2 separate regions of the Homo sapiens genome follow, and region 1 is linked to region 2. Evidence: chromatin loops called from intact Hi-C (ENCODE). Cell type or tissue: IMR-90. All regions are shown on one strand. Each heading gives the region's core, and the rest is flanking DNA. Links, peaks and the distances in the headings are about the cores only. Region 1 overlaps CYFIP2 (cytoplasmic FMR1 interacting protein 2). Region 2 overlaps ADAM19 (ADAM metallopeptidase domain 19).

Region 1 (5,376 bases), core at 61-5,060, 140 kb before region 2:
TGAGGGTAAAACTAGTCGGGTGGGAAATGGTGCTGTGAAAGATAACACAGGAACAGATTGTGCAGTACTCTACAGGCCAGGGCAGGATCGTGCATTTTTATTAACCCTGAAAGAGTTTGAGGAAAGGAGATGACATGATCAGATTGTATGTTTGTAAGGATATCCACGTATCTGAAAGCATGCCTGCAAAACAGCATACATTTGCAGAGCACACATACGCATGACAAAGTGGAACTTGCCTCCTGCAAGGTGCACACGGCCCGGGGCCAGGCACTGAGGTAGAGACAAGACCTAATTTCTTTATCCCCACAAAGTTTCATAACCCAGTGGAAGAGTAAGGCATATATATTCACATACAAAATAAGTATGTAAGGATGCAAAAAAAATGTATTCATCTGCAGATCTTCTAGGTATCTCCAAGCCTTGGCTCAAGGCCAGTATTGAATGAGTGTGTGTTGAATGAATGAAAGGGTATGGGAGATATCCACAAATGCACCTGGATCCACACACTAAGTGAGATAGATTTCCAGTTCTATAAAGATTTAGGAGCTTTAACACTCTTGAGCAGGGAGCAGCAAACTGTGGCTCACAGGCCACATCTAGTTGCTGACTGTTTTTGTAAAGCCCATGAGCTGAGAATAGTATTCACACTTTTGGGTGGTTGAGGGGAAAAAATCCAAAGAAGAATAATATTTGGTGACAAGTGAAAATGATTTGTATTTGATAAAGTTTTATTGGAACTCGATCATGCTCATTTGTTTATTATTGTCTGTGGGTGCTTCCATGCTGCAACAGCAGAGTTGAGTACTTGCAACAGAGACCGTCTGGCTTCCAAAGCTAAAAATATTTGCTGCCTGGCTCTTTTGAGAAAGAGTTTGCTGAACTCTGCTCTTGAGAAACCAAACTGGAGGTAGAGGAGTGGAGCCCTAGAGAAAGTCCACTCTTAGTTTCTTGCCTAGTGTCATTCGGAGCAGCCACAAGCCCCTGGTTGAGCCCAGGAATCTAGACTGAATTTTTCCCATCTATAGAAAGGAGACGGCAGTTGAATGGGAAGATGTCAGAAGAGTTTAGTACCTTTATAGTCAACCACCTAACAAACAGTGCACTTGTACCAGTGCAAACCTTCACCTGGCCAGGAAGCACTCCTGTTATCTGTGTCCCATGGAGAATAATATTAGGACCATATTAACTCTTTCCCATCCCTATGCTTCTACTAGTTTTGTGCGGACTGCCATTCCTTTCACCCAAGAACCACAACGAGACAAACCTGCCAACGTCCAGCCTTATTACCTCTATGGATCCAAGGTAAGTAGTCCTGCCCTACCCTGCCTAGAAGAGGGTTGGTGAGAAAAAGCAAATAGAAAAGTGTCTCTTAATTAGAAGAGTAAGAAGGTGCAGAGATAAAGGCAGCAATGAGGTCAGGCACAGTGGCTCATACCTTTAATCCCAGCACTTCAGGAGACCGAGACCAGTGGATACTTCAGGCCAGGAATTTGAGAACAGCCTGGACAACATAGCGAGACCCTGTCTCTACCAAAAAAATAAAAAATAAAAAATTAGCTAGACATGGCGGCATGCACCAGTAGCTACTTGGAAGGCTAAGGCAGGGGGATCCTTTGAGCCCAGGAGTGTTATGCTGCAGTGAGCATGATTGTACCACTTCGCTCCAGCCTGGCTGACAGGGCGAGACTCTTATCTCTAAAGAGAAAGGAAAAAGGCAGCAATAAGATCCAGGCAGAAACAGCTGTGAGTATATGAATCTTTATTTGTTCACAAGTAGCAGGAATGGGGGCAAAAGTCTGGGTGCCGAGCAGGGAATGCATGAGGTAGGCAAGGGAATAGGGATGTGGGGCTTCTCGTCTTGGCTTCTCAGCTCCTGCTGTTTCTTAGTTGATTCACTGCAGTGTCGTCCTGTGATTCTGGGATTTTGTGCTCTATAGATATAAGAGGGTACTGGGAAGGTCTTGGATGATGCTTGGAGAGTACAGGCGTCTTCTCCAGAACAGCCTGCCTAGTCTGGTCAAGACAATTTTCTCAAATCAAGGGAAGCTGACTGACAGCATTTGAGGTGGTTCACAGACATGGCATTTAACTAACACTGACTCGCAAAGTAAAAACAGCACTTCCCTTTTCGATTCTCTTTCAAACCTTATGCTATATCAAGGAGAAAGACAAATATTGGTGCTAATATGTCTTTATTACCTCTCCAACACTGGATCTCCCTTTTTATCAAAGACAAGCAAGCAGGCATTAAGCTCAGAATCACTGGCAGGCAATAGAAGCTAAGTCAGATTATTTAATATTATCTTGTTTTCATGATGTTTATTCTTATGTCTCTTCCCTTCTGTTTGCAGCAGGAGGGTGCTGGTTTTTCACTTATGGAGTAATATAAGGCTGTCTTTGAAAATAAGTTTACGCTTAAAAAATGAGTCAATTTAAAGGAAAGTATTATTAATAATAGTGAAGATAATCCATGGTTTTAAAAAATAGAGAGCGGTGGTATGTGATTGCCTAAAAGTTGGAAAACACTCCAGAGCAAGGGTTCTCACAAATTATTTCCAAATAATCCCAAATTATTTCCAAATAATCCCCTCAAGGGCAGAGGAAACTGGACATCTACCTTTGCCCAAAAGTGTACCTCTGAGAGCCTACTTGTAACTCAAGTGTTTCCTTCAAGTGCTGTGTTTTATTTGTCATGCAAATTTTTGCTTTCTACTTTATAACATATCCATGTTTGTTTTAATGTTAAAACAATGCTTTCAATTCTTAACTGTGTCCTCCGAGTGGACGCTGCTGCTGAGATGCCTCGTTTGTGCCTTGGCATACCCTGGGGGATACATTTTCCAGCTTGAGAAGCTTTGTCATGGGGCATTCATCCAACCCAGGTGACCTACAATAGCAGTGACGTTTGATGGGAGAGAAATGGGTAGTCTATAGACACATTTGTACAAACGACCTACTGTGTGGAAAGCTTTAGGCTACATGATGCGGGCGCTCTCCTCCCCACTCTCATTCCCCACAATGAGGCAGTATAGCGGGTGGGTCACCACCCCCCCTCTGTAAGGCACCCGCATCAGGGGCATCCTGGTTGGCTTCGGGATCCAGTTCAGCTCCATCTCTGGAGTTCTTGCGTGGCATTTCCACCAGGGGGAGCCCCTGCAGGTCTTCCTCCCTCTGACCAAGATCCGGGGCCTCCTCTGGCCATCTCACCAACCCATTGGCCTCCTCCATGTGGCCAGCCCTGTAAGACCATCGCGGCTCATGGCAACGGACACACCAGAACTGGAGGCAGATGAAGGCCAAGACGGCTGTGAAGCAGGCCAGCAGAATGGCCATCAGCACCCAAAGGGAGATCTGGGGGTCTACCAGGGAGCTTCCAGGAGCCAGCGGACTCTTATCCAGGGTGTGGAACATGGTGCAGTAGTGCCTGTAAGGGAAGGCAGCCTTCTTACAGCTGATGCACAGGAAGTAGAGAGTGGAAGGGGCAAGATGTTCCAGCACCACGGAGCTGATCGTTCGAGGCACCTTCTCCTCGTGGTGGAAGCTGTAGCGAAGATAGCCAGAGAAGATGCTGTTCCAGTTGGGCCTGTACATAATATGGTAATAGTCCTCCAGGCAGGGCTCCGAGGACGACCAGGAGATGATGGCTCCTGTATAAGAAATGTTCCCCACCTCGATGTTCATCCCGATTCTGGAACCAGAATCAAAGTGAAGAGTGACATCCCCTGATTTAAGTATGTATTTATCATAATCATAGCCACCATTTATTGCACATTTGAGACGGGCACTCATGTTGCCCTCATCTTACAGACAAAGAAATGGAGGCCGAGAGGTTCTGTTATTTAGGCATAGCGAAAAAGTGGCAGGACAAAAGTTAAAACTGGGGCTGTCCCATGCCAAAGTTCAGGCCTAAGAACAGATGCACCCATGCAATCCCAGCCACATCCCACCCTAGCTGAGATCCTTCAGATAACAAAGGGGATTTTCTTAAGGGGATTGTTCTCATCCCCTTAAGAAAAAAGAAGAAAAGGTAAGGAGAAATCAGTAGAACCTCAGAGGCTCCACCTTTATTCTCAGGTCTGTGACCTCCCCTCAGGCAATTGATTCACCTCAATTTTCCTTCTTGACCTCCTGTTTCTGCTCCAAGTACTGTGAGCTCAGTGATCTAGAACATTCTGCCCACTGCTTTTTTTAGCCTCCTGGTTCTGTTGCCCATGGTGAGTGGAAATTCGCTTCGTCACTCTTTGGCAGCTGATCTCACCCCAAAGCTTCTGCTCTTGTTTTGTTTGTTTGTTTTTTCAAAGCCAGCGGTACCAGGAAATTTATTTTATGGGTGAAGATAATCAGCCCCTAATATCAGCATAACTACCACTATTTAATTCTGCTGTTATTATGAATGTTAATCATGGTAATAACCACTCACAGTAAGTGGTTGCTATGTCACTTGTCATGCTAGATGATTCACAGGCAGTAATTAATTTCCTTTATTCTTCATCACATCCTCTGAGCTAGATTCCCATTTTACGGATGAGCAACCTGATGTCACACCGCTAATACGTAGAAAAAGGACTTAGTGCCGCCTAACCACTACATTTCCTAATGCAAGGCTGCCGGGTTTAGTTACAGACGTTATCGCAAAATGAGGTGCCAGGACTGAGACCCAGTTGCTGTTTTTCCAGACAAATCAAATGAGCCCTCTTTAGATTGCCAGGCCCCGCTTTGATAAGAGAGAGCCATCTTCAAGTATTTTAGTTTCTCTCATGCAGTTCCCTCTACTGATTGCCCCTGATCAGAAATACAGAGACAGTCATAGTCAGCCTACGCATATTCACATAACAGTCTCACCCTGCTTTGTCTTCCGCCTCTCCTCCCTCACATGAAACCCCGTAGGTTTCATTTTGGGTTGCAGTGACATAGTAAACAGCTGTCAACTGGATTTTCGCCTGCATTGGATATTAAGCCAAACCAATGGCTATTATGACCTGCCTTTCTCTCACCTCTGCTTTCCCCCATCCTCTTGTGTTTGTGCCCATTTTCCTCCAGGAGTGGAGCTGCAGAAAGGTGCACAGCATTGAGTAGTTTCTTAATCCTTGTTTTTCTTCTGTAAGGGTAACAGTGAACTAAGATACTCAGGAAGGTGAATAGTGTCTTTCTATGTGGCTGAATATTTCTTCCCAGTAAATAGGGAACGAAAGGGATGAGACGGATGTGCTCAGACCCTTCCAGGGAAGGTCATCATGAAGGAGACCGAATGTTTATGTTTCCTAGCTTGGTGTCCTCTACACACTCATCCTCCCCACACCACACATCACTATAAATACACTTTCGACCACGATGAAAAGAGCTTAATTCATTATAGGCAGCCACCTGTGTAAA
Region 2 (5,304 bases), core at 1-5,000:
GCCCCCAGTTGCATAATCTGTTTTGGTTTTTTGTGTTTTGAGACAGGGTCTGGCTCTGTCCCCCAGGCTGGAGGGCAGTGGTGTGATCCTAGCTCACTACAGCTTCAAACTCCCAGGCTCAGATTTGGTAAAAATGAGGCCTTGCTATGTTACCCAGGCTGGTCTCAAAACTCCTTTCCTAAAGTGATCTTCCCACCTTGGCCTCCCAAAATGCTGAGATTTTAGGCCTGAGCCACTGTGCCTTGTGCATAATCTGCTACTACTTTATTCATTTATTTTCTTGTGATCTGTGCTCTTTCCCCATCTGGATATAAGCTTCATGAGAGTTGGCTTTGATTTACTGCTTATCCTCAGTGCCTAGCACATCATACGCACTAAAAGAATAAAAGAAAAAGAAAAGATTGAAGGAACAATATCACAGTCCTTCCTTGCCCAAACTCTCCTGGGGACCAGCACTCAATGCAAGGCAGATCCTAATAGAACTCTGCATGTTAAGCAAAGCAACTGTAAACTGATGTAGTCAGCAGTTTCTCAGCACATAGCCTGCGACAGGCCCTGTTGGGGACTTGCACATACAGAATTTCATTGATGATCACGACACTTTTGAGGCAGGTATATTATTTGTATAGTGAAGAGACTCAGAAATCTGGAACTTATCCAGGCCCACTTATCTATTGAGTAGCAAGCAGAGTGAGGACTTCAACCAGGGTCTGCCCAACCAGGCTTTCTCCATTATGCTAGTGACCAACACGTGAGCATCACCCCAGAGACTGGCTGACAGCAGGGGAAGAGTGGCCTCTTAACCAGGTAGGGATGTGTGAGTGGGAAGCAATTTCATGAGCAGGCATGTTAGTAGTGAAAGCATTTGTGTTTAGATGTCTTTAGGGTCCATAGGCAACCTCATAACCATGAGAGGTTAGAAAAATATAATCAGGCTGGGTGCGGTGGCTCACGCCTGTAATCCCAACACTTCAGGAGGCTGAGGCGAATGGATCACTTGAGGTCATCTCTACTAAAAATACAAAAATTAGGCGTGGTGGTGGGCACCTGTAATCCCAGCTACTCAGGAGGCTGAGGCATGAGAATTGCTTGAGCCCGGGAGGCGGAGGTTGCAGTGAGCTGAGATTGCACCACTGCACCCCAGCCTGGGTGACAGAGAGAGACTCCGTCTTAAAAAAAAAAAAAAAAAGTAAAATCAGAGAGCAAGAAGCCTCTCTCAGGGTTTTTGTGAAGATTAAACGAGATAATCCTTATTTGTAAACAGCATGCAGTGAGTGGCTCACGTATGTTAAATACAGCTGTTCCTTGGTATCTGCAGGGGATTGGTTCCAGGACCCCCATGGATAACAAAATCTAAGGATGGCCAAGTCCCTTATATAAAATGGTATAGTATTTGCATATAACCTACATATATCCTCCCATATACTTTAAATCATCTCCAGATTTCTATAATACCTAATACAATGTAAACGCTGTGTAAATCGTTGTTATACCGTATTTTTAAATTGTATTACTTTTTATGGTTGTACTTTTTTTTTTTTCAAATATTTCAACCTGCTGTTGGTTGAATCCATGAATTTGAAACCCACGGATATGGGGGGCCGACTGTACTGAGTAACTGTTACCTTCGATCATGGTTATTAATCCTCCATCTCTCTGAGAGAACCTCAAAATTGAGGTAGGGATCAATGAGAGAATAAGGGTGGGATCCTTTTATGGACTGGGAAGCACTAATGAATACGAGCTGTGATATCACGCAGGGTTCTGGAATCAGAAAGCACACCCAACCTTATCCCTGGCTGTGCCTGCCTACCCAGCCCAAGAGACCTGGGGCAAGTGTCTCCCCTCTTTAAAGTATGATCCCTTGCCTTAATAAGATGAGGAGGTGAGCAGAGGCTCTCAGCTGTCTTCTATATGCAGTAGTGTAGGATGAGAAAAAACATATCGAAGAATCTCAGGATCATTCAGGCCTTTAATAAGCAGCCTGCGTCCAGGTGTAAAGACAAACAGCCCCCTCTACTGGTCATAGGAAAACATAGGCTTTGCTGTGGCTCAGGGTCCACCATGAAGGCTTTATAGGCTGAACTGACCATCCTTGTGGGAACTCTTTCTGAAGTCCACGTCATGAATCCTATCTAATCTGAGCAGTAGGACATTACAACAAACACACAATAAAGAGCTGCCAAACCAGATAACATTGCAAATGACAAACAATTCATTTTTAATTAAATACTAACAAGGAAAAAAGGCACCATGGCCCATTCAAGTATTTTGCATAGATGTACAAATATTGTAAACAATTAATAGGTGGACAAGAGAGAAGAAGATCTGTTTTCCGTGAACAATCTCCCAAATAAAAAGAAAATTCACATTGCCCTGGATCCCAGACACATACAAACGCACAGTGGACGGTGTGAGAGGACGCGTTGGGGGTGACTTTGGAAATGTGGGCTTGGATTCTACAGAACCTCTCCTTCGCAGGCTCCCCTGGGGAAGGGGACCTTTCCAGTTGGCGTTCCCATGGCTTTCTTGGGTGTCCAGCAGAGCTGTTATACACGTGGTTAACACAATTACTGACTTTGGAACTGGTCCCCAGTTTTCAAATTGCAAGTCTTCCATACCCTCTGTCAAATAAGAATAAATTAGGAAGTAGGCAGGGAGAGACTTCCAATAAAGATTGGAAAGGCGTATTGCAGGAGGTGGGGAGGGGCTATTGCTTCAGGGGGAAGGGACTATGGCAATACAAAAAAACACTCCAACCAGAAAATCAGCAAGTCTCAGACCTTAAGATCTGCAAGTGTCTCAGAGCTGGGGCAGAAAAAGGCTTTACTTTTATAGGGAGAAGTCAGCAAGGCTGAAAGGAATCTATGGCTAGCAGGCAGTTACAAGATTGAGCCAGGTGCCCAGGCTAAGGCTTCTAGAGACAGGGAGACAGGGCACTAAATCCCTTGAGGTTTGTTTTAGAGATGGCTCCAAGGCCCTTAAAAAAAAATTCTTGGGTTGTAAAATTGGCAGGAGGTTAATTTCACTTTTAAAAAGATTTACCTACATCCCCATCTGCACAAAGAGCTTGCTAACTCACTAACCCAAACTTGAGTTAAGCTTCCCTCCTCCCCACCAGACCCTGGACTTTGGGCCATCCTCAGCCTGAGCCAGCAAACAGCCCCTCCCCTGGAGACAAAAAAAAAAAAAAAAAAAAAAAGGCTGGGCACAACGTCATTCCCTGAACGTGGTTCTTTCTAGCCATGTTTACTTCTTCCAATAAAAGAAAAGTCCTTTTCTGCCTGGGCTTTGAGACGCTTGCAGATCTTGCCATCGGTCGGTCTGAGCCTTTTCACTATTCCCATAAGGCCCCTTCCTCTCCCTTTTGCAATATTCCCTTTCCCCTTCTGCAATCGTGCTTTGGAATAAGGTCTCTCCTTCCCTAAGCCCAGATTTATTTGTATTTGACACCTCAAAACAGCATACTGGGCACTGGAAAGAAAAGGGGATGCATAATGGCCAGTCTTCCTCCTGGGCAGCCTCCCTGAACAGAGCCAGGAGTGAAGCATTAGTAGAACTGGTTGCCGAAAGTCTATCAAATTCCAAAACATTCCACCATCTTCCAGTTCACAGTACAACTTTATGGGATGGAGGTGATATGAAAATAATAAAACAAAACAAAACAAAAAGCAAGAAAACGACAACCCAGGTCTCTTTCTGGTGTGGTTCCAGGGAGGGTGGACTGCAGGTTCAGATGGCTCATGCAGTCACTATGGCTGTGGCGCTGTCATTTCAGAGCTATCTACCTCCTGATGTGAGGGAGAAAGGCTGGAGAAGCCACAGGAAGCTCTGTGAGGCATGGGGTTGGGTTTTGAGGATGTTGCTTGTTTGTTTTGCAGAGGGGTGAAAGGGGATGTTTTCACCTTTACTTTCCAGGAACCAAGCCTTGAGGCAGAGGGTAGCACATTTAAATAAAAGGTTGGGCCACAGGAAAGGTGGGGAATGGATCTCCACAGCAAGGATGACCCACAGCAAGGATGACCCACGGCAAGGACATGGGGAACCTGTATCACAGCCACCCTGAGGGAAGAGAAACTCATTTTCCTGAGATCTTTCTAAACCCAACCCAGGCTTTTCCCCCAGGGGTACATCCCGTATTTTCCACTTATTTCCAAACCCAAGAACATCCAAGAAGCACCTATTGTGTGCAGAGAACTATAAGGAGGCCCTGGGGTGGTGAATCAGAAGCTCAGCCTCAGCCTTGCAGTGAGGTTTTCAAGAGCAAACAATTGCTCATGGCAGGATGGGAGGAGGCCCCAGGAAAGCCTCAGAGGAGTGAGAGTCAGGCCAGCTCCTGTCCGGAGAGCCACCCAGCACCTTTGTGGAGTGGGAGTCTATCTCCCAGCAAACATCTCCAGGTGCTTTGCAAAAACCGTCCTATCTAGCAAAGCACCACACGGCCCTCCTTCCCTGCTGCAGGGAAGACAGGAGCCACCGCAGACCCCCTCACCTGCTCAGAGCTCTCTTTCTGTGAGGGTCAGGTAAGGGCAGTGACCAGAGAGAGAACAAAAGGAAGTGAATGACAAAAAGCTGGGTTGAGGAAGAGGCTCCCTGCTCTGACTGTTCCAGTGCAGCTGCTGCTGGCTGCCTTCTCCAGTGATCTCGGGCAGCTCCCAGAAATGGGTCTGTTCTCTGCTCAGAGGGCAACGGTCCAGCCCGAAGTCAATGACCAGCCTGCTCCCTCGTGTGTACTTTGTAAATAGCTGGGCTCCCTAAGGGGAAACCTCACCTAGATTTAGCTTAGAGTAAGGAGGAAGACCCCCACCCTGCTGAGGTCACAAAACACAATGAAAAATAAACATATGACCCCAATGGCCATGCCCCAAGTCTACTCTGGTCACACTCCTGAGAGCCAGTGAGGGAAATCCAGTGGCCGACTGTGAGAGAGGACTCTGACTTGTAGGTCACAAGCACCTGGTCACCCGAAGGTCAGGACTGCTGAGGGTTTGCTCACCAAAGCACCACACATTAGAGGGAGAATGAGAGGGGAAGGAAGAGAGAAAAGCGTGGGGCACCAGGAAAGTGCGGCAGAGAAAACAAAGAGCAACTAAAAATTATCCAGAGTCAGGAGTCGCAACCTTTGGCATCACGGCTCAGAGGAAGCCCAAGCCCGGTGCTCCTCCTGCTGTCTACACTGCCTACGAATAGTACCTGTCTGAGTCAGAGTGACCCGTGTGAATACAGGGATGCAGGGGTTTGGGGAGAGGTGGGAGGGGACGTGGCTTGTCACATGCAGCCATACAGCCAGAAGCCGTTCCCTCA

Evidence for each region. Peaks named below come from ENCODE experiments on the same cell type or tissue, not always from the same donor. Only the 100,000 strongest peaks of a DNase experiment are listed, where the experiment ranks them.
Region 1: a loop joins it to region 2, with 5 times the contacts of the local background. A loop is called at or near these places in 26 of 110 quality-filtered maps.

Annotation. Positions count from the first base shown.
Region 1 is chr5:157,339,853-157,345,228 of GRCh38, forward strand. CYFIP2 (cytoplasmic FMR1 interacting protein 2) reads left to right here. Exons shown (of 31, transcript NM_001037333.3): 23 at 1,218-1,305. It overlaps FNDC9 (fibronectin type III domain containing 9), which reads right to left. Exons shown (of 2, transcript NM_001001343.4): 2 at 1,746-3,691. The coding sequence starts at 3,684. The coding sequence ends at 3,010. Among named protein-coding and RNA genes, the nearest start is that of FNDC9, 3.1 kb to the right of the region's middle. In IMR-90, for the core only: a CTCF peak has its summit at 3,148 (motif pointing right); no DNase peak of the experiment used is centred there.
Region 2 is chr5:157,475,112-157,480,415 of GRCh38, forward strand. It overlaps ADAM19 (ADAM metallopeptidase domain 19), which reads right to left. Exons shown (of 23, transcript NM_033274.5): 23 at 2,193-5,304. Among named protein-coding and RNA genes, the nearest start is that of NIPAL4, 18 kb to the left of the region's middle. RefSeq lists an enhancer at 3,816-4,326. In IMR-90, for the core only: a CTCF peak has its summit at 2,018 (motif pointing left); a DNase peak (open chromatin) is centred at 2,010.